2 separate regions of the Homo sapiens genome follow, and region 1 is linked to region 2. Evidence: chromatin loops called from intact Hi-C (ENCODE). Cell type or tissue: heart left ventricle. All regions are shown on one strand. Each heading gives the region's core, and the rest is flanking DNA. Links, peaks and the distances in the headings are about the cores only. Region 1 has its middle 40 kb from the start of MIR551B. Region 2 has its middle 55 kb from the start of LINC02082.

Region 1 (11,725 bases), core at 3,046-8,045, 340 kb after region 2:
TAACACATTTTCTCACCAGATGTGAGATTTAATATCTTCATAACTCTCTGGATTTACCACTTATGAATTGTCAGCCTCACCTCGAGCATTGAGAATTAATGGACTACATCCCTGCTATGTAGGTATAGTTTACAGCTGTAAAATATCCCCACCTTCATTTCAGATATATTTACCAAAATGATTTTCTTTAAGATGTAATCAGAAAACATGCTAGATGGGAAAATTTCATTTCTACTTACTATGTTATATTATCATTGTCTAGATAAATACAATTCCCAGAGTCTCAGCCTAGCACACTCTTGTGACAGGAATAACCAGTTTATCATCAGCAGTGAACAATAAATTGCAGTGTGAAGATGCAGCAGCTTTAAGCTTTAAACTTTAGAATATCCTCTATGGTTTTCTGGATAAAGACTGAAAATATTCTAAGTTTCTAAATGTGTCATACATGTACAGTTTCTGCTGACCATCTTGGACTGAAATAATAATTAAAATAACCCCATATATGTTCATTTTGTCACTATGATTATCAGGTAGGTCAGTTCTCATTTTAACTTTCACTCCAATCAAACATCTGAGCCATGGCAAGGATGAAGTTGCCTCCTGAAAGCAATCTGGGAGTATTCCTGTGATGCCAGAACCTCAAACCTCCCAAGTTTGGAAACTCATTCTTGCTTCTACCCACAGAGGGGGACTATTGTTAACAGTGAAAGTCACTTTACAGGTCTCAAATGGACTTAACTCATTTAACAAATTATTCTTTGCTGTGTTTTGGGGCCTTTGTAGTAGTAATATAAGCACAGTGTCAAGGAGAAAAAGAGAAGGAGCCAGGAGAAGCTTCAGATTTGGGCATGGACAGTTGTAGTGGCATTTAGGGAAGGTTCCCTAGAGGAGACCATGTCTGAGACTGACTTTATATCACAAGGGAAATATGCTGTCAGATATTGAGGTTGTCCAAATTATTAGAGTTATGTTAGAATAAAAACTCAGAGAATGTCCACATTATAAGGATATTTAGAGACCATCCATTTCATTTCTTAATTTAATAGATTCATAAAATATTCAACAAAAACTGTCAGTCATACTACTACATCAGCTGATTCAACTCACTTGGCATACATGTTATCCTAAGTAGTCTGTCATTCATTCTCAACTAATATCATTTCATTCTCCTTCCCATATTAGTTGGCTTTAGAATATGACAGTTTTTTAGGGAGAGGGGCAAAAGAGAATATTAGAGGACATGAAGAGATCACCTTGTCTAAATAATAAAGAAATTTGATATATCTCTGTATGATTTATTATATCAGAGATTAAACTCACAAAGCAATAATTACATATTAAGAAAAATTCATAGCCCATAAAGCCAGACTGATGAAATACAACTGAGATTGGTAAAAATCAATTTAAATGATTATATGAATCCCCAACAATATAGAAATAAATTATATTTAATAAATAGTGTTGGGCCAATGTGATAGCAGTATGGAAAAAATTACCTTAGAGTCATTTCTCATACCCCAAATTGTACTGTATTCCAGCTGAGTGAGAGTAAAACGTTTTATTAAAAACTAGAGAATAAAGAACAGGTCTTCTCCAGCGGTGGAGAGGAGATAAATTCCTGATACTAAAGAAATGGAGTGATTAGGATCTGAACAGAGACAAGATGGATAAGTACAGATATGGAAAACTAAAGCATCCAAACTGTAACATGTAAAAAAAAAAAAAAAGCAACATGAGACCATGCAATAAATACATCATTAAAATATACTGTTATATACATACATATATATAGTACATATATACATATGGATGTATATACACACACATCTATTTTTGCTTCCTGTTTTTGTGACTATTCTCTGTTAGGCCTAGAGGTCTTAGTTCCCAAGGGAAGAATGCTTCCATGAGGAGACCCAGCAATGATTCCACTGAACTGGAAGTTAAGACTGCTGCCTGGCCACTCTGTACTCTTCCTGCCTTTGAATTAACAGACAAAGAAGAGAGTTGACAAGGGGGATTGATCCTGACTATAAAAAGGAAATTGGACTATTAATCCACAATGGAGATAAGGAAGAGTATGTCTGGAATACAGGAGATCCTCTAGGGCCTTTCTTAGTATTACTATGCCTTATAATTAAAGCCAATGGAAAAACACAGCAATCTCATTCAAGCAGGACTAGTAATGGCTCAGACCCTCTAGGAATGAAGATTTGGGTTTACCGCACGAGGGTACTTTCTGAAGGCAAAGGGAATACAGAATAGTTTGGAAAACGGTCGTTATAAATACCAGTGACCAGTAACAGAAGCCAGGAATGTAATTGTCATGAGTATTTCCTCCTTATTTTGCCATGAATGCATTTGTATGCCAGATATATAAGAGATATACGAGAGGAAAGGAAGTAAAAATGTTTTCTTTCCTCTCTTGTTCCCCCATCAACTAAAATATGATTTATTGAATTTATATTATAGTATTTTAGTACTCTTAATTTTCTATAATAGTCTTTAAGTCATAGGATATCAAACAAAGAGTAAACACCATTCAAGTACTTTACTTTCTCATCTAGGAATCGAATTTTCAGTTGTATTCAGGATAGTTGTGTCATGTTAGACAGAATATAGCCTTGTTGTCATATTTCAAAGATTAGGTATGGTTTAAGAAGATCTGTATGGGTGCCTAGTTGATGAAAGGTGGACTTGTGATAACTAATTTTATGTGTGAATTTGACAAATCTCTCAGCTTAAACAATTTCTGGGTGTGTCTGTGAGGGTGCTTCAGGATGAGATTAGCATTTGAATTGGTGGACTCAGTAAAGTGGATTGCCCTTCCTAAAGCAGGTGGCATCATCCAATCCACTGAGAGCCTCAACAGCACAGAAGGTAGAGGAAGGAGGAAGTCACCCCTTTTTGCTTCCTGCCTGGTTGAAATGTAACATCTCATCATCAACCCTGGGACTGGGAATTACACTATCACCTCCCCTGGTTCTCAGGCCTTTGGGATGGGACTAAATTGTACCACTGGCATTCCTGGGTGTCCAGGTTCCAGTGATTACATTATGGAACTTCTCAGCCTCCATAATCACATAAGCCAATGCCTCATAATAAATCTCCTTTTGTAATAACTTACTGATTCTGTTTCTCTGGAGAATCCTGACCAATACACACACTGACATAACCAAAGCAACAGTCAGGCAGCACTTTGCAGAGGCTGCTGCCCCCTTCACTTTGCAGAGGCTGCTGCCCCCTTTCTCTGGTGCCTGGCCCTCCAGGTTGTTGTTGCTCCCACTACCATCTGTTGTCAAACACCTAGTCAGTTACACTCACTTATTTTGCCAGTTTGGAAAACTAGGAAAAGCCCATTTATTCGGAATTTGAGTTTGGGATCTATGATTTCTCTATTACTGAAGTCATTAAAAAGTTGTTTGTTCTTTCTAAAAGGCAATCTGGAAATATTTAACAAGAGTTGAAAAGCTATTAGTATTATTTTATATAATAATTTCACTTTAGGGATTTTATTTCAAAGAGAACCAACATGTACCCACTCCCCCCTTAAAAAAATTTACTCATAATAGAGAAAAAAGCAGGAAAAATGTAAATACCCAACAGCACAGAAATATCCAGGTAAACTAAGACACAACAACAGAAGAAACTTCTACGTAGCTATAACAAATGAAAGTAGGTTAGGTGCCTAGTTTGATGAGAATGCACAAAAACAGTTAATGAGAAAAGTTACAACAAGTAAGAAAAACTCCTTAAAGGTCTAGGGATATACAGACAGAGATACGAAGTGAATGTGAAGTGATGTTGACTGAGTTCAATATGTATGAAATATGTTTCACATAAAGGTGTTTAAATCATAATAAAAATGTCTAAAAGGAGGCTATACCTGTGTGCAGCTCCTTATGTTCGTTTGGGGGATTGACCCACATAATTTAAAAAGGTAGTTTTGACTACTTGTTTCTTGAAGACACCCCTTTTAGAGTCCACATAATCCTTTTTGTTTGTTTCTTTTCACTATTTCCACAGCCTGAGAATCAAAAACTTCTTCCCTTCATCAAATCAAAATCTCTTGAGTTTGTTGAAAATGTGTCTTCTCAATTCCTTTAAAATTGGAAAAGATGCAATAACCAATCTACATTCATGTAAAGATATTGCTTATCTTAGAAGCCAGTAACCAAATTCCAATATTCAATGTCTTTACAAGTCAGGGAAGCAGGGGTATATAATGGTTCAAGGCACAGGCTTTGGAACAAGACACACCTGGGTTTAAATCCTGCCTCCAAATCCAAGCCACTTAGCCTTTCTGATTCTCAGCTATCCTGTGTGTTAACAAAGGGGATAATGTTTTTTGTTTCATTAGGAATGTTAGGAATGTAAAGGATCTAATAATTCTGAATTGCTTGGTGTAGCATGTAACCCATAACAAGTTATTATGGCAGTAGTGGTTATTTTTATCAAATCATTCAAGCCGTAGCCTTGCTTTCCTATGAATATTCTGATAAGTCTTAGTTTTCTTACTACAATAATTCTTTTGTCTTCTTAGGGCCTTCTCTAGATTTTTCTTTTTTCCTCCTGCTTTCAAAGGGTGACTTTCACGATAGGGTGGCAAGCATTCTGTAATATTAGCGTCCAACACTGTTAGCATTCTGAAAAGTGAGGCAAAGATTCCATAATAATAACTGTTATGATGAAGGTATGAAAGACCTTAACTTTCAGGAATCTGTTTTACAGAAATGATAAATATTCTAAAGTCTGACTCTGAAGTGGGCTAAAAGAAAATCTAGACCCTGGAAACCATGGTATAACCAGAATTTTTAAATAGATCTTTATCATCACATTAACAAATCAAGTAGGCTATAATTTTGTCCACATACATTCTTTACCTTCTAAGTATTTGGAAAGAAAAGTAACTAGAAAATATAATGTGATATAAAAATATAAGTGCAAAATTATCAATTAAATTTATGTATTTACTTACCATTTATCAAATTCCTGTTTTTAGTGAACTCACAGTAGCCTAACATTTTTTCTTTAATGTTTTAATAAGTAACATACATTACTTTTGCATATGAACTTAAAAATCATTTGATAGATCAATTTTTTCTGTATTAAGAAAAATTAAATGATTATAAAGACTCCAATTGACATTAACTTCCAGTGACTAGAAGAGAGTTGTGACATCTCGTATCACTAACAAGGGTAAGAAGACCCAAGGCCCTTTGGAGGTAAACTTGCTTCTTACATCAAAATGGAAGTATTGGAAGTATCATAGAGATTTTCCCTAAAATTGAAAGGCATGTCCACTTAAATTTTAAAATAATGATAAAAACAACAATGGAGACATTCTGGTTCTTTTCAGTTAATCTTCAGTTTTGTTTGGAGATTTTAACAGAAAATTTTTAGAAGATTAATTTAAGTTTTGTTAGATTTGTGACTGGGAGTAGGGGTGAGTGTTTCCTCCCAAAACAGTGTACTCACCGACAGAGACTTACAGGAGGTAAAATACACTCATTACTACTAAGAGTCAGAAACATGATCGAACACTTAAAAAATATGTGAAACCAGGTATATTTGATACACAAACTAACAACATATTTGTTCTGTGACTGAGTAAAAAATAAAAAGTGACAAAATTTATTTTTGGCAATTGAAAAAAGAAGAGGGAGAATGAGTGCCATCTTGTGGAGAGACCTACACCTACCACGTCCAAGTTCTCTGCCCTAAGCTTTGATTTCTTTTTTTCCATACAAAGCCCATCAAAGTACAAAGATTTTTCCAGACAGACTTTCCTTTGTCTCTACCTACCCTTCTCTTTTCTTCATATAAAGGAAATGCTTTATTTTGTCCAATGGATAGTGCATTGTGAGCTGGGTCAAGGCAAAGGAATACCCCAGGAAAAATCAATACTGTGTCTGACCATTTTAAGGAAGAATTATTCAGAGGGATGTAAAGACATTTTACAATCTAGTATACAATTACCAAAGGAGCAATATTCATTTGAAAAAGGACTGTTCATAAAGGTGAGCAAATAACTTATACACGTGACAATCTGGGTCCCTCAAGAATCTCATCTGTCCTATCACCAGAGAAATTGAGGCAGATTTAGCATTTCCATTTCATAATCATGGGTTCATCAAATAGATGTATTCAAAGCCCCATTCATTTAGCTTGTATTGGCCATATTTAACCTGACGGCTCCATTAGAAAGGAGTTTACTTTGAGTATAAAAGATCATCTGCTAAATCACATAGAAATAATAACTATTTGATTATACTGGTGATAATACTAATGATAATAATAGCAACTATGGTTTATTGAGTACATCGTGACAGGTGATTGAGAGATTATAAGGACCTTCTTAACAACCTTGCAAGATAAATATTACATTATTTTACAATTAAGGAAGTTGAATCTCAGAGAAGTTAGGCAAATTGCTCAAGATCAGAAAGCTAGAAGGAGCAAAGTTGGTTGCAATTTAAATTAAAGGTCAAGACTTTCCTTGACACCAAGTTTACTTTCAGGTCTGAAATTTTTGAGACTTCAGAAGTAACTTCAGTCACAAACATACCATTTTGAAAAATGAAAGCCTTCCAAAATATGGCCTTAAATCCCATTTTAATTATTCTGGCTATGTGCCACTTTCCCAACATCCCAGCCAGGACTAGGATTATGAAAATCACTGTATGCTCCACTGAAAAACAGTTTCATTAGCATAGAATTCAATCTCGTTGTTCTTTGGCAGGAGACAAAAATTACCCTCAATTGTAAAAGCTTGTTAACTAAAGAATGCTTTTCAGTTAACTATATCTTTTCAGCATTCAATAAATGGTAGTTAACTATGAACCATAAAATGATTCAATATTAACCCCTACCTCAAAGCAGAATTTTCCATGTTTCAAATTCTGTATCTGATCATGAAACTATTTTTCATAAGAACAGAAATACCTATATATTAAAATATATATATAAAATTAATTTTCAGTAACAAATTGAAAATGTATAATTCTAGTTCTTTCACCTTTGCTGAAAATATATGTGAAGCCTTGTTTTTGTGGTTGTCATTGTGTCTTTTTTTACATGTGCAATCATCTACCTTAGCAATTTTTAATAATAGAGCACAGTTAGGTAATTAGCATAGGAAATTATTAAAATTATAAATATTATTTATAGCAACAGCATATTTTCTGTTGTTTCTTTACACCAAAGCAAGATAGAAGGATCTCCTTTGAAAAAAAAAAATCTGTAGATACCAGGAAAATGTTAAATTTTGTCTCAAGGTATAGATACCAATACAGACAAATTAGATAATACATTTTTTTAAATTCACACTCTTTTTATTTTATAGTTTTGACCATTTAAACAATTTATTCAGGAATTTCCTGGTGCTTCTTTTTCTCATCTGATTGGCATAGTGATCTTTAACATTTTAGAGTACTGGTTTTCAACTGGTGAGTTACAGACCACTGTAGATATGTGGAATGATTTGTAAGGAATCTAGAATTCCAGTGTGTGAATGTATTTGATAGGTTGGATATATGGTAGGTTATACACTCTAATACATAAACCATACATAGGTAGATACAAATGTTTATAAAATGCATGTTGTTGTTTTAATACAGTGGAAATTCATTTTAAGGTGTATTAGCCTCATCATCATTATTCTGCATATTTTTAGTTAACTACGATTAAACATACAACTATCACAGATGGAGTCAGGTTGAGAAACACTGTACAGGGATGACAGATTTTCTTTTTCCTTGGTGGATATCATTTCAATGTCACCTAGAAAAAGCAAACACATCAGGCTGCCCAGGTATAACTTGATAAAAATAAAAGAGAACAGAAAGAAATGTCATGTATCACCAACTAGAGTGGCACTGCCTCATTTTCTTTTCTATTTCTTCTTCTGAGATGACTCTAAGATCCAGCCAGCTCAAATATCACAATCTAGCTAGTCAAATGTGGTAGTAGTCATTATGGATTAAAATACTCAAGGACTAAGTAGTCCCAATATTTTTTCCATTGCCTTCACACAATGCCCCAAATTAATATTTGGAAGCATTTTAAAATAAAAAAAGAAAAACACCCATATTATCCCCAACTTTTTTCTCCTTCACCCTTTTTGTGAAATCATGGACTTTCAGTTGTTTTCTCCCATTATTCAGGAAGTGATCAGTGAGAAAGTGCCAGAAGAACCAGAGCAGCGGCCACAGTTTGGTTCCGGCAGGAAGGCATAACTGAGCAGCCTGGGCATTTTCAACCAAGGTGCAGAGACCACTGTGCCTTCCTGCTACCATGTGAAACTTCAAAAAGAATCATTTCAACGTAAAAGTTCAGTTGGTGGCTCTGTAGTGAAATAAATTATTTCAGCTGTTACATTTTTGAAGTTACTCTATCAGAATTTTAAATTCTTTTCCATACATCCCCTAAGGGCATGTGAGCTGAACCAAGCCTTCTTTCTGTTTTATGATTTCTAGGCTGACAGGAGTTCACAGCAAAAATAACTTCCGAACATCAATCAAGCTCTGTCCGTCTGCTCTTTCATTCGACATCCTTCGTTTTCATTGTGATAATTTACTCTTTTTACATTTAAAACATGACACCCAATACAAATCACTCATTAAGAAGTTCATACGCAATGCAAACCTTATGAAATGTAGAAAATAGTAGAAACTGGAGGAAAAAAATGAAAGAGCGTAATATACATTCAGTGGAATTATCTCTTATTGTACTTAAAGGGAATAAATACAATTCCAGGATGCTTTTGTACTCTTATTTTAAATAAAGTAAATAAAATGTCTTTAACCAATGTGAAAGGGAGAGAGGAGCCATATTACCAAACAGAATGATCTGGCATAAAAATGGAAAATACTAGGCCGGGTGCAGATGCTCATGCCTGTAATCCCAGCACTTTGGGAGGCCGAGGCGGGTGGATCACCTGAGGTTGGGAATTTGACACCAGCCTGACCAACATGGAGAAACCCCATCTCTACTAAAAGTACAAAATTAGCCAGGCGTGATGGCGCATGCCTGTAATCCCAGCTGCTCAGGAGGCTGAGGCAGGAGAATTGCTTGAACCCGGGAGGCGGAGGTTGCGGTGAGCTGAGATCGTGCCATTGCACTCCAGCCTGGGCAACAAGAGTGAAACTCCATCTCAAAAAAAAAAAAAAAAAAAAAAGGAAAGGAAGAATGTCATAATCTTCTTAAGATTTTCCTAGGTATTTCATAAAATTCCTTAATCTGAAACTTTGGTAGAGAGCCAAAGTGAAGTGGTTACTTCTTGAAACAAAATATTTATCAAACTTCAGGTTGTAACCCATTACTGGGTTATAAAATCAAACTAATGGCATAAGTTAATAAAATGAAATAGAATAAGACAGATCAGAAAATATAGGAGGACATTGCACATAGCAAAGGTAAAATTTGGCGCTTTTTTCCAGCTAAGAATGTGTGTGTGCTAGCTAGCAATATAAAATGCAATATTTACTATGTAACAGATCAAAATGTTTGAAAACTGCACTAGTATATTTTACATCATCATAAAGGTACATAGCAAGCCAGGTTATAGTGACAAAACAATATCTACACCTTCTCTGTCTATACTCAGAAGATAATGATTTGCAAGGTGTTTGGAAATCCTTCTATACCAATATCATTGTAAATCTTGCATAGTGTATATTACTGAATCCAAAGAAAATGTGCAAAACCCAGCCAGGCACTTTAAGAAACAGATTAGTTAAGAATCTTAACTCTTTACTCTTATTTTAGCTAATATATCTCTGGTTATTAAAATATAAATCAGTGTTGCCAACAGACTTAATTAAGATCACATTTGATATGAAAAGGAAAACACAGCATGTTTTCATGGCCACAAGCACACTTCCCATCTTTGTACATTCTCAACAATAGTTAGAGGGTTTCCATTCATCAAAAAGTCTTAACAATCTGCACTGGGAGCCAGTTAACAATCACCAGACCACCCATGTTTCTCAACATGCATGGAATCTAAATTATTCTAGTTTTTAACAAAATATTTGGTTTAATAATGACAATGATGAAAAATAATATGATATGCAGCAAAATTAATAATGGCAACATTTGTTGGGTACAGCCACATTTATAATGCCTGTAACACTAGGGACTATAAATATATCCCATTTAATTTTCGAAACAACACTGTTTAGCAAACTCTATACCTTATATTATATGAAAAAAATGCTCAGAAAAATTTAATAATTAGTGGGAATGTTTCAGGATTTAAACTCAAAAGCCAATGTTCATCTCATTACCTCTTAGGAAAATGAGAACTAACTTAGAAGCTGTTCCTTCCTATAGATTAATATTCTAGGTTTCTTAGTATCTTAGGGGGAAAAGAAGAAAAGAAGGAATAAGGGAGGGAGGGAGGGAGGGAGAGGGAGGGAAGGAGAGGAAAGGAGAGAGAAAGCAAGAAAGATGTACGATTTTATGAAACTATGGTGAAATGTCAGAACCTGAGGGTATGTATTTTTTATAATCACTAATAAAACAATGAATATGTAATCTTTATTTGCTATAGCTCTATTTCAAATATGGATCTTGGTAAATGATAAGTAACTACAAATATTCACAAAACAATAAAATGTTCATTCATAATTATCTTCCAGAAGAGAAAACAGAAGAAAAAAGTGAGGGGAGAAAATGGTTAAGGAGGAAGGGAAACTGCAGGTCAAAAAGCTTTCTCAACAGTGTTGAGAAGGGACTGAGAACCCCACCAGCTATTTTCATCCCAGACCTCTAGCACTCACATGGCCTGAGCTATGATTAGTAGAGCTATTCCTCTACATTCAAGCTTTAATTCATGTGGATGAAGAGGTAAAAGGTAGCCTGGTATGAAGGAGATTGTGTTGGCTGAGAGGTGAAATCAATCTGGGTTCACAATCGGTTGTACTTTTCTCTGGCCGTGGGACTTCAGGAAAGTTAATTGAGTATGAATTAAATGCAGAAATTTTTGAGGAAGTGCCTAGATAATTGTTTGGCATTTAAACACTCACAAACTGGTAGCTTTTATTAATTAAAAGAGAGTTAATAGATAATTTAAATCATTAAAAAGATTTACTAACTCAAAAGCTGTTCCTATATATTAATATTCTAGGTTTCTTAGTGCCTTAGGGAAAAAAGAAGGAAAGAAGGAAGGAAAGAAAGAAGGAATAAAGAAAGGGAGGGAGGGAGGGAGGATGGAAGAAAATGTATTAACTCCTAATATCTAATCTAAAGATTAGTTGATTGCAACCTACCAAACAGCATTTTCCACAGTTTTCTTATCCCTACCTCACTGTCATTATATTTGCCAGTCTAAGTACCTCCTATATTATGGTTTTCCTAATATTTTTTCTTTAAAACAACATTAGTTTTACTTGCATAATTGTTTTTATCATAAATAGGAAACCAGGCATAAAATGTGAAAGATATTTTTTAAAAGAAATATGTAACCATGAAAATAAAAAACAAATTGTTCATCCACATTAATGCTGTAAATCATAAAGAGCCATACTTGAGGAAATTCTATTTGGCAGATTCAGGGAGAAAAGCCATGAATGCAGTAGAAAAACATAGTTTATTTCAACAAATACTGGAACCACCGGATATACAGTCATACCTTGCTTTATTGCATTTTGCTTTATTGTGCTTCACAGATACTGTATTTTTTACAAATTGAAGATTGAAGATTCATGGCAACCCTGCGTCA
Region 2 (11,725 bases), core at 3,031-8,030:
TGAACCCGGGAGGCGGAGCTTGCAGTGAGCTGAGATTGTGCCACTGCACTCCAGCCTGGGCGACAGAGCAAGAACTCTGTCTCAAAAAAAAAGAAAGAAAGAAAGAAAGAAGTAAAAGATCTCTCCAAGGAAAACAATAAAACATTGATGAAAAACAACTGAAGAGGACACAACAAATGGAAAGACATTCTGTGCTCATAGATCGAAAAATTTAATGTTGTTTAAATGTCAATACTATCCAAAGCAATCTATAGATTCTATGTAATTCCTACCAAAATATCAATGACATTCTCAAAGAAATAGGAAAACAATCCTAAAATTTCTATGGATGCACAAAATACCTCGAATTGCTACAGCAATCCTGAGCAAAAGGAACAAAGGAGGAGGCATCACACTACGTGACTTCAAAATATACTACAAAGATATAGTAATCAAAATAGCATGGTAGTGGCATAAAAAGAGACATATAGACCAATGGAACAGAATAGAAACTCCAGATATAAATCCATGCATTTACAGTCAACTCATTTTTGCCAAACACACAAAGAAAACACTTTGAGGAAAAGACAGGCTCTTCAATGGATAGTGGTAGGAAAACTAGATAATCATGTGCAGAAGAATGGAACTATACCTCTATCTTTCACAATATACAAAAATCGACTTAAAGTGGATTAAAGGACTTAAATGTAATAAGACATGACACTATGAAACTATTACAAGAAAACACTGAAGAGGAGCTACAGGACATTGGGCTAAGCAAGGTTTTTGGGGGCAGGACCTCCACAGTGTAGACAACAAAAGCAAAAATAGACAAAGGAGATTGTATCAAGCAAAAAGCTTCTGTATAGCAAAGGAATCAACCAACAAATGGAAGAGACAATGCACAGCATGGGAGAAAATGTTTGTGAACTATCCTTTTGACAAGGGATAAACAACCAGAATATATATGAATCTCAAAAAAGCAAACAACCCCCCCCCCCCAGGAAATAAATAATCCAATTAAAAATGGACAAAAGATCTGAATAGTAATTTCTCAAAAGAAGACATAAAAATGGCCCATCGGTATATAAAAATTACACAACATTAATAATCAGGGAAATGCAAAGGGAAACCACAATGAGGTATCATCTCACCTCAGTTAAATTGGTTTTATCTGAAAGACAAGGAATAGCAGATGTTGGCAAGATTGTGGAGAAAGGAGAACCCTTGTACACTGTTGCTAGGAAGGTAGGTTAATATAGCTATCCTGGAAAATGACATGGGAGTTCTTAAAAATACAAAATATAGAACTACCATAGGATCCAGCAATCCCAATACTGGGTATATATCCAAAAGAAAGGAGATCAATATATTAGAGAGATAGCTACAGTTCCATGTTTATTGCAGCGCTATTCACAATAGCCAAAATATGGAATCAACCTATGAGGCCATCGATGGATACAGAACATGTGGTGTATTTACACAATGGAATATTATTCAGCCATAAAACAGAATGAAATCCTGTCATTTGCAGCAATATAAGTGGATGGAACTGGAAGTCATAATGTTAAGTGAAATAAGCCAGGCACAGAAAGACAAGTATCACATGTTCTCTCTCATATGTTGGAGGTAATAAAGGTGATCTTATGAAGATAAAGAGTAGATTGGTGGTTACCAGAGGCCATGAAGGGCCAGGGTTGGAGGAGAGGAAATAAAGTGAGGTTGATTTATATGAACAAAAATATGGTTAGATTATGGAAACAAGACCTGGTGTTTGATAAATCAGTAAGGTGACTAAACAATGATCTGCTGCATATTTCAAAATAGCTAGAGGATAATAATTATTTCCAGTATAAAGGAAAGACAAATGTTTAAGGAGACAGATATCCCACTTACCCTGATCTGATCAATATATATGACTGTATCAAGATATTACATATAACCTCAAAATATGTACTTCTTATGTATCAAATATTTAAGAAAATTTGAAAATTCTAAATTGAAAAAAGTTAAATAAAAAATTCTAGAAGTAAACAATTCATAAGTTTTTAATTGCATGCCATTCTTAGTGTGATGAAATCTGACACCCTCCCTTATCTTTCTGCTCTCTCCCACCTGGAACTTGAATCATCCCTTTGTTCAGAGTACTCACCCCATAGACTCTACCTGCTTGCTAGTCACTTAGTAGCCTCCTCAGTTTTCAGACTGACTGTGGCAGTATCACAATGCTTGTGTTCAAGTAACCCTTGTTTTAATTCATAATGACCCCAATGCACAAGAGTAGTTATGCTGGCATATTATTATAATTGTTCTATTTTATTTTTGTTGTTGTTAATATCTTACCATGCCTGTTTATAAATTAAACTTTATCATATGTATGTATGGATAGAACAAACATAATATATATAGGGTTTGGTACTATCTGTGGTTTCAGGCATCCACTGGGTATATTGAAACATATACATTAAGGGTAAGTGGGGACTACTGAATATGCATTTTTTTATGGGATACTCTTGAAACTCTAAAATCCATGAGGAAGGAAAGTAAAGGATCCCCATGTTCAGAATCCTAACCACAATGATATTCTATAGGTCAAGATAGTTGGGGCAGGAGGTCTTCATTAAATCTGGAAACAGTCTGAAAAACTAGCTTCTGTTGTGCCAAGGGATGGGGATGTATCCAGACATTGGCCCCGAGTGACCAGAATGATCTTCAGCTTGGTGTGTACATTGTAATTTAACCCAGAATTAGTTCTATCAATCTTAAATATATGATCAGCAGCACAGCCACTGAAATTTTACTAGATTTGGAAAGAAACCACAGAGAAAAACCAAGGTTCTATCTAAAGTTGTTCTTGAAGTCTTTCAGAAAACCTCCAACTTGCAATGATATAAGACGCACTTTCTGAATCTTGGACACAGTGAGGACAGTGAGGGTTAAGCTGCAGAGACCATGCCTTATGTAGAAAATTCTCTCAGTAACACCTGATCAATACTTATTCTTCTATTAGTTCAGCTGCTATTTATTAAGCACTCTTTCCATAGCCAGGGATAAAAACAATTAAAATCTGATTTTTGTTCCAATTGAGTGCCTAATTTTGTTCCTAATCTTGATATTTTTAAGTATTTTATATGTCCCTAAGAATAACCTACACTACAAGTAAGTCGTATATTCTCAATATTTTTATTCTGTATGTGCTGTGAAATTTGTAAGATCTTGAAAGATTTTTAAATGCTTTGAAAACATGTTTCATATTAGTAAAAATATCATACATTCTCTTCTATAAAGCATGGCACTTTAGAGATGTGCTTTTTGAATTCAGGCACCTTTCAGATTTTTTGCTTTTACTCAGTTTGAAGCTACTTCGTTACCAAATAAAATATTTCCCCCATGTTTTGAGATGCTAGGTTTCCATGCTGTGTATATAGTCAGTGCAATCACTACCAAAATACCAATGACATTCTTCAAAGAAACAGGAAAACAATCCTAAAATTTCTATGGAAGCACAAACAAGAAGGAGGAGAGTAGGAGGAGGAAGAGGAAGAGAAAGGATATGTATTTACACATACAAAGATGAAAAAGCATGGACACAAATCACTTCAATATCAGACATACATATGTTCATAAATGTATGCTGAGGTTGATAACCACAATTTTCCTTAACTGTTTACCCCAGAAACAAGATTCTGGAGGTCAGTAGATGGAATCAAACTGGCAGATATGTTTTCATTTATTTATTTATACATGCACGTAAACTTGAATTCATACTTTAAAATTTTGACATTTTACATAAAATTTATTCTTTCTGACTTTTCATATTATAAATATCAGAAGTCCTAGTAGCATGAGGCCAACCTTTGTGCATGACTACAGAAAACTGAGTTGGGAAGCAGTTTAGTGTCTGGCTGTAATGACAGGGCATGGAGTCTCCAATTCATACCATCCCACCATTCTTTAACATTCTTAAAGCCTGGGAGGCTTTCCAATTTGTAGCTTATATTTAGCGTATATATAAAAACTATATTTTTAGCTTATATTTAGCTTATATATAAAAACTATATTTTTAATGTCCGAAAAGTAGTCTTATATATAACATCCATTCATAATTGACTGTGTTCCAATAATCCCAAAAGGTTGAAAGATTTATTCCGAATTGGCTGTAGCAACTCTTTCAGGTGCAGTTAAATAGGGAAGAAAGAATGCTGATAGGGCAGTTGATGGGAACAGGAACCCCCCCAGATGACCTGCTTCTTCCTTCCCAGGGAGGGCTTCAGGGTGCTGGTCAACGAAACTGATAGGAAGCCCTGGGACCTTTGTCTTTCACTTCTCTGTGGATTTTTTTTTTTTAGGGGCCCGAAGCAGGTGGCTAAATTTAACACTATCTAGGGAAATGTGTGTTAATCTATCCTAAGAGAGATGTGATTGTCTTTAACAATCGTTCTCAAATTTTAACAAGCATCAGAATCACCTGGGAGGGCTTTTTAAAACAGATTACTGGGCCCCATTTCCAGAATTTCTTATTCAGTGCATGGGGTGGAGCTGAATAACTGGCATTTCTAATACGTTTCTCAAGAATGTTCATGCTGCCAGTCTAGGAACCGAGTTTGAGAAACACTTGCCTATTGACATCTGTAAGGAATTTTTTAGATTCTTCTGGACACTGTAAATGCTATATTTATTCAGAAAAGGTCAATGAAGGTAGCACCTGCTAGCAAAGCTCTTGATGGTATTCACTTGGCAGAAGCTGAATTCATGAAGAACTACAAATAATTATTAGCCTATACTACCACCTCTTACATTTCTGCCCCAGTCATACCTCCCATGAGAATCCATACACTATGTATAATATTGTAACAGAACAAACGACCAAGAAAAATAGAGAAAATACTTGAATCATCATTTTCTTTTTCGTAAGAGGCCATATCTTTGATTTTTTTAATTGGAAAGGATCTTTGAAACCACATGGTGGCAGTGTAATCACATGAGTGACAGTCTCATGGCGCCAGAGTTGAGTTTCTGAACCCACTATATATTAAGAGATAATTCTGAAAGCTAAGCATCTGCGATTTCGGCGTAAAAATTATTGGCCTGTAAAGTATAAATGACAAGTTGTAGTCATATGCCTCTACAAAAGGCTCAAAGCTTTCAATATTTTTACAATGCCTCGGACAGAATACATTTTTTCCCTTTGCTGTTTCATAGTCACAAGAACAAGCAACAGATCATTTCATGCATGAGCTATGTAACAAATTCAATCCAAAATAACTCATGCTTCAGTTTATTAAATTACTGTGATAGCAGATTCACTTCTACACTTTAATCATTTTTGATAAGTAAATTTATTTTTTTCTTTAGTATTGCTTAATTTTAGGTATTTGCATGCTCCATGTTTCTCACAACCAAGTAAAATTGAACTTCCTCAGATTTGATTACTAAAGTATCTACTTAGGTCCTTCCTTTCTAAAGTGAGGTTTTTAACGACAGCAATGAATCTTTGGCTGATTTTATTTTGGCTGGTTGACTATTAGTCTGTGCTGTAATCCAGATAGTTCCAATGTAATACAACATACACAGAATTCTTAGATGAACAGAGTGCGGTTCAAGTGCAGGGCATATTTAGCTCTTCCACTCCTTGTCATATAACAAAACATTCCACACCATTTGCAGAAATGGCAGTTTCCTGTAGGTAGGAGGGCTGGTTTAATATTAAACATTGAAAATTCTCCCTTATTTGCATTTTGATATAGTGCTTTTGGTCACCCAAGGAATAGAAACCATCAAATAAGATCTTTGCAAGTGCCAATAGCTATGGATGTCAACAGAAGAGAACAATTAATCCAGAAGCCTCCCTTGCAATAAAAGATTTCTCAGGTCCAGTTTGCTGACAAAATCTACCTTTTCCAAAGGTGATGGTTCTTCAAGACACCAGTACACAGACTTCAAAAGAAGAAGAAGAGGAAGAAAGAAGAAGAAGAAGGAGAAGGAGGAGGAGGAGGAAGAGGAGAAGGAGGAGAAGGAGAGTAGAAAGAAGAACAGAAGGAGGAGAAGGAGGAGGAAGAGCAGGAGGAGGAGAAGGAGGAGAAGGAGAGTAGAAAGAAGAACAGAAGGAGGAGAAGGAGGAGGAAGAGGAGGAGGAGGAAGAGGAGAAGGAGGAGGAGAAGGAGGAAGAGGAGGAGGAGGAGAAGGAGGAATAGGAGGAGGAGGAGAATGAGAAGAAGAGTAGGAAGGGAAAGAGGAGGAGGAGGAAGAGAAAAAGGAAGAGGAGAAGGTGGAGGAGAAAGAGGAGGAGGAGAAGAAGGACAGTAGGAAAAGGAAGAGAAAGAAGAGGAGGAGGAGGAAGAGAAGAAAGAGGAGAAGGAAGAGAAGGAGAAGAGTATATAGAGACAAGGAAAGAGGAGGAGGAAGAGGATAAGGAGGAGGAGAAGGAGAGTAGGAAGAGGGAGAGAAGAAGGAGGAGGAGGAGAAGGAAGAGGAGGAGAAGGAGAGTAGGAAGAGGAAGAGAAAGAGAAGGAGGAGGAGAAGGAGAAAGAGGAGAGTAGGAAGAAGAGGAGGAGGAGAAGAAGGAGGAGGAGAAAGAGGAGAAGGAGGAGGAGAAGGAGAGTAGGAAGAGGAAGAGAAGGAGGAGGAGAAGGAAGAGAGTAGGAAGAGGAAGAGAAGAAGGAGAAGGAAAGTAGGAAGAGGAAGAGAAGGAGAAGGAAAGTAGGAAGAGGAAGAGAAGGAGGAGGAGTGTAGCAAGAGGAAGAGAAGGAAGATGAGGAGGAGGAGTGTAGCAAGAGGAAGAGAAGGAAGATGAGGAGGAGGAGGAGAAGGAGCAGAAGGAGAAGGAGAGTAGGAAGAAGAATAGAAGTAGGTGGTGGAGGAAGAGGAGAAGAAGGAGGAGGAGAAGGAAGAGGAGAATGAGGAGGAGGAGGAAAAGGACGAGGAGAAGGAGGAGGAGGAGAGTAGGAAAAGGATGAGAAGGAGAAGAAGAGGGAATAGGAGAATGAGGAGGAGGAGGAAAAGGACGAGGAGATGGAGGAGGAGAATAGGAAGAGGACGAGAAGGAGGAGGAGTAGGAGGAGGATGGGAAGGAGGAGGAGAAGGAAGAGGAGAATGAGGAGGAGGAGGAAAAGGATGACGAGAAGGAGGAGGAGAGTAGGAAGAGGACGAGAAGGAGGAGGAGTAGGAGGAGAAGGAGGAGGAGAGTAGGAAGAGGAAGAGAAGGAGGAGAAGAAGGAGGAGGAGAAGGAGAGTAGGAAGATGAAGAGAAGGAGGAGGAGGAGAAGGAGAGTAGGAAGAGGAAGAGAAGGAGGAGGAGGAAGAGGAGAAGGAGGAGGAGAAGGAGATGGAAATGGAGAAGGAGGAGGAGAAGAAGGAGACTAGGAAGAGGAAGAGAAGGAGGAGAAGAGGAGGAAGAGGAAGAAGTGGAAGAAGGAGCGACACAAAATGTCCCTATACAACTTTCCGAATATATGCAGACTTCTCACACCACCACAAGCATTCAATTCTGATTCTGGCTGCTGAACTTACATTCTAGATCAAAGGTTTCCTAAGGGTATTTTGAATGAGACACAATACTCTCTGGGAGTATACCATCACAGAAATTTCCCCAAATGCAGGGATCTGAGGGGGAAGGCACATTAACCTAGAAAAAGATAAGATGTAAGATCTAAAATCATCCTTCTAAATGCAGACTAGAAAAGTCATTAAAACGTTTTTTTGAAGATGCAGCTATTGCTCTAATATGGATTCCATGTGCTGCACTTTATTGCCACGTGTGCTAGGTGGAATGGGAGCTCAGAGAGCCTGTCAGAGCAGTAGTGCTTCACAGTACAGCAACAGCATCTACAGTTTCATAGGTTACAACTCCCCAGGTCCTCATTGCAATTGATGGGCTGCACACAGTGTTCAGAATTTCTTATTTGTCCCACATCATTCACGTTTTTCACCTGCTCTCCTAGTTATTCCGTACTCAGTCTGCTTGTTGCATATAGGTGCTCAAATTTCATTCTCTTCCAAAACTCAAAATTAAATATTTTAAAGGATGGATATTAAAATACGGAAATATTACACTCTGCAAAAAATTAATGTCATGCCTACATTCAGCCATATACAGATTCAAGCCTATATGAGATAGATATTATTATTCTCATTTTGGATATAAAGAAATTGAGTCTTAAGAAAGGTCAAGTAACTTTTCCAAGATGACACAGTCACTAAGTGGCAGGGCTGGGATTCCTATGTAGATAGGTCTAATAACTTTAAATCTCACATTCTTAATCACTAACAGGGTTTGAAGCACTTCTCAGTTGCTACACTTCCCACCTTCCAAACAGTTATTCTTTTTCTTCTACATACTGTATCCATATGAAAAAGTTATTTCAATATTCAAGCAACTTTTCCTAAAGAGAAACAAATAATCTATATTTTTTGTCCCAGTATATATAACACACAGTCTACAAAAAGTAGGTTCTTTCTCCATGTAAATGCTACTTATTTTTAATACTGACACGTATGTTAACATTTAAAGAACATTCCATGTAATATTTATTTGCTTAATATATTAGCAATATGATGTTAGACAGTTACAACTTTATCAAAGTGTAATTACTGGGATTACTATACGAGCTATAATTCTTTTTGACAATTCAATCAGGCTTCAAAATTTCAAAAGAAGTTTAACTTGCCTCATTGATTGATTTATTCATTATTTATACCTTGTCTACTTCAAAAAAAGATTTAAAATAACTCTCACACACACAAAAGAGACCCATAAAATAGAATCGTTAAAGCAAGGATGAAAGAACAATTGTCATGCAATAAAAGGGACAAGAGAGTTATGCCAGAAACCTTAGGTTAAAGAAAATTACTGTGATCAGGCATGCTTTAGCTGTGAGTTCCTAGATATCAAAACAAAAACAAATGAACAAATTAAAATATAGTTCCTTAAAATAAAAATACTATTTTTTTTAGAAAAGACACATATCTTTGTACAGTTAAATGTAAAATGTTTTGACTTGTATGTGGTAAGAGGTAGAAGTCAAGATTAATATTTTTTCTTTATGAATATTCAATGAACCCAGCACCATTTATAGAATATATCCACTTAATGTACTCACTGTACTGTAGGGTTTTCCCTGTCGTAAACCAATTGATCTATATAAGTAGGTCATTTTCTGGACTTTTTATTACGTTTCAGTGTTCTCTTTATTCACATTTGAACCAATAATATATTATGTTAATTACTATAGCGTTATCTAGCATTGAAAGTTGTCAGCTCTGTTCTTACTCTTCAAGATTTCTTGGCTCTTCTTGGATCTTTTCTTTTTCATACTTTTTAGCATAAGTTTATTGATTCAAAATGCTGTAGAAATCTTAATTATGATTGAGTTAGAACTATACATCATTCCCAATCCATGGCCATGGTATATGCCTCTATTTTTTTAGGTCTTCTGTAATTTCTCTCAATAATATTTTGAGGTTTTAATTAGAGGCATTATACATCTTGCATCTAATTTGGTTTTTGATATTTTATAGGTCTCTAATATGATTATAAATGTCTTTTAAAAATTCATTTTTGTTTCTGATGTACAGAAATACAATTAGTCTATTTATTGACATAGTACCTAGTGACCTTGCTAAAGTTACTTATTAGTTCTAATAGTATATACCTTCTTTTAGATTTCCTAGACAAATAATCATGTCATCTAGGAATAATAGCAGTTTAATATGTTTATTTCCAGTAAGTCTTTTTCTTAACTTATTAGGCTAGACTGGACCTCCAGTGAAATATTGAAAGTTGGTGAAAGCAGCATCCTTGTCTTGTTTTCCTGACCTCAGAGGATGCTTTCAGCATTTTGCCACCAAGTATAATCTTTGCTATATGTATGTTTATAGATTGTCTTTAAAAATCAGATTTAAGAAGTTCTCTTTATTTCTTCATTTGCAAAATAAAGTGTGTATAAGTGTGGGTGTGTTTCATTGTAATGAATGTTGAATTTTGTCACACACCTGTTTTCATGCAAATATACTCACAACAGACAAAGCAAGGCAAAAGGAATCCTGAAGACATAAGATATGTAGGCAGAATAATTTATAAACGGTATTATTCTGAAACTGCCCAAGAGGCATCAGTAAGTCTTTAAAGGTCCCTTATGATCACTGTTATAAGCACTGCTGGAAATAACATACAGCAGTAATAAACCATGGGTAGCTACAGAGGCAGGCATACCATTTACTTTACCAAACGGGGTTTATTTTTCCTCTGCAGTATCCTCTTAATAATATGAGCCCCAAAGTGAAGTCTGTGTCTAGATTTATGAAGTAAGTAAAAATAGGGAGGGCCCAGCTCTTCATGCACACCAGAAGCTCTGTAATCATGCAACAGCTTGCTAGGCAGAGGATGTGGCTACACCTCTGTTTTCCACACATTAGCTAGGCCTGTTGGTGCTCATTAAATTCTTAATGAAGATGACAACACCACAACTGATGGAGGATTATAAATGCAGCTACCCCAGATGTAAAATTATCAGCCAGATTTTGAGCCCTCTATTGCTGAGCCTATGGAATTTTTATCAGAACCACCACATAAAAAGATGCATACATATGCCTGTTAACATCCTCACCTAGATTTCCCTTCCACTGTATAACTAGTTGGCTCCAGTAAGGCAGGTAACATCTCCTGCTCTGGGTAGTGACCTTTGGAATAATCAGCAACTTCAGTAAACAACCATAAGGTGGTACCTCAGAGTGCTAAAGAATAACAGGGATGCTGGCATGCTGGCAGAAGTGAAGTAGGAAATGTGCATGCACACACATATGTGCATATATATATACATATACATATGTGTATACATTTAAATCCATATATACATGCATATACATACATTTATAAACACACACATGAAAGAAAACAAGAAGAAACACTTTGAGAACATGCTGTTTAAGAAATCAAGACTCCACTGCATAGGTAAAATATATCTATATTAAGCCAAATGTTGCAGAAATGTATTAACCAATACAGAACATCAATACAGAACATCATTATGAAGCTGTCTAGTTATTTTTCTTTCTTTCTTTTATTTTTTTTCCTGAGATGGAGTTTCACTCTTGTCGCACAGTCTAGAGTGCAATGGCACAATCTCGGCTTACTGCAACCTCCGCCTCCCGGGTTCAAGCAATTCTCCTGCCTCAGCCTCCCAAGTAGCTGGGATTACAGGTGCCCACCACCACGCCCAGCTAATTTTTGTATTTTTAGTAGAGATGGGGTTTCACCACATTGGCCAGGCTGGTCTGAAACTCCTGACCTCTGGTGATCCACCCATCTTGGCCTCCCCAAATGCTGGGATTACAGGAGTGAGCCACTGCGCCTGGCCTGTCTAGTTATTTTTCTTAAATGCTGTTGTAATAGATAACTTCACAGAGGGTTAGAGCTTATTCAAAACTTCAAAACCTCACATCTCGCTTTTGAGCTGTGGTGCTTACCATGAGTGAGCTGGTGTGATCTAGTATAGGAGGGAACCTCAGTATTGCCCCTCCTAATCCGGAAAAGCAATTGGGGTTGATTGTAAAACTGACCCCAATTCTGTACCCAGACATGTATCTTTTCTCTTTATAACGTGACTTTCAACTCCTGCCTTGAAGTGGCGGACTTTATTTCCTCACCTCTTGAATCTGGGCTAGGAGTGTGACTTGCTTTGGCCAAAAGACTGCAGCAAGAAGTGATGATGTGCCAGTTCTGAGACTAGGCCTTAAGACTAGCCAGCCA

Evidence for each region. A loop is a pair of places that touch in the nucleus more often than their neighbours do. Peaks named below come from ENCODE experiments on the same cell type or tissue, not always from the same donor. Only the 100,000 strongest peaks of a DNase experiment are listed, where the experiment ranks them.
Region 1: a loop joins it to region 2, with 10 times the contacts of the local background. A loop is called at or near these places in 52 of 110 quality-filtered maps.

What each region holds. Positions count from the first base shown.
Region 1 is chr3:168,505,561-168,517,285 of GRCh38, reverse strand. It overlaps the pseudogene EGFEM1P. Among named protein-coding and RNA genes, the nearest start is that of MIR551B, 40 kb to the left of the region's middle. RefSeq lists an enhancer at 2,572-3,088. In heart left ventricle, for the core only: a CTCF peak has its summit at 5,696 (motif pointing left); no DNase peak of the experiment used is centred there; H3K27me3 peaks cover 678 bases.
Region 2 is chr3:168,840,704-168,852,428 of GRCh38, reverse strand. No RefSeq gene overlaps it. Among named protein-coding and RNA genes, the nearest start is that of LINC02082, 55 kb to the left of the region's middle. In heart left ventricle, for the core only: a CTCF peak has its summit at 4,950 (motif pointing right); no DNase peak of the experiment used is centred there; H3K27me3 peaks cover 544 bases.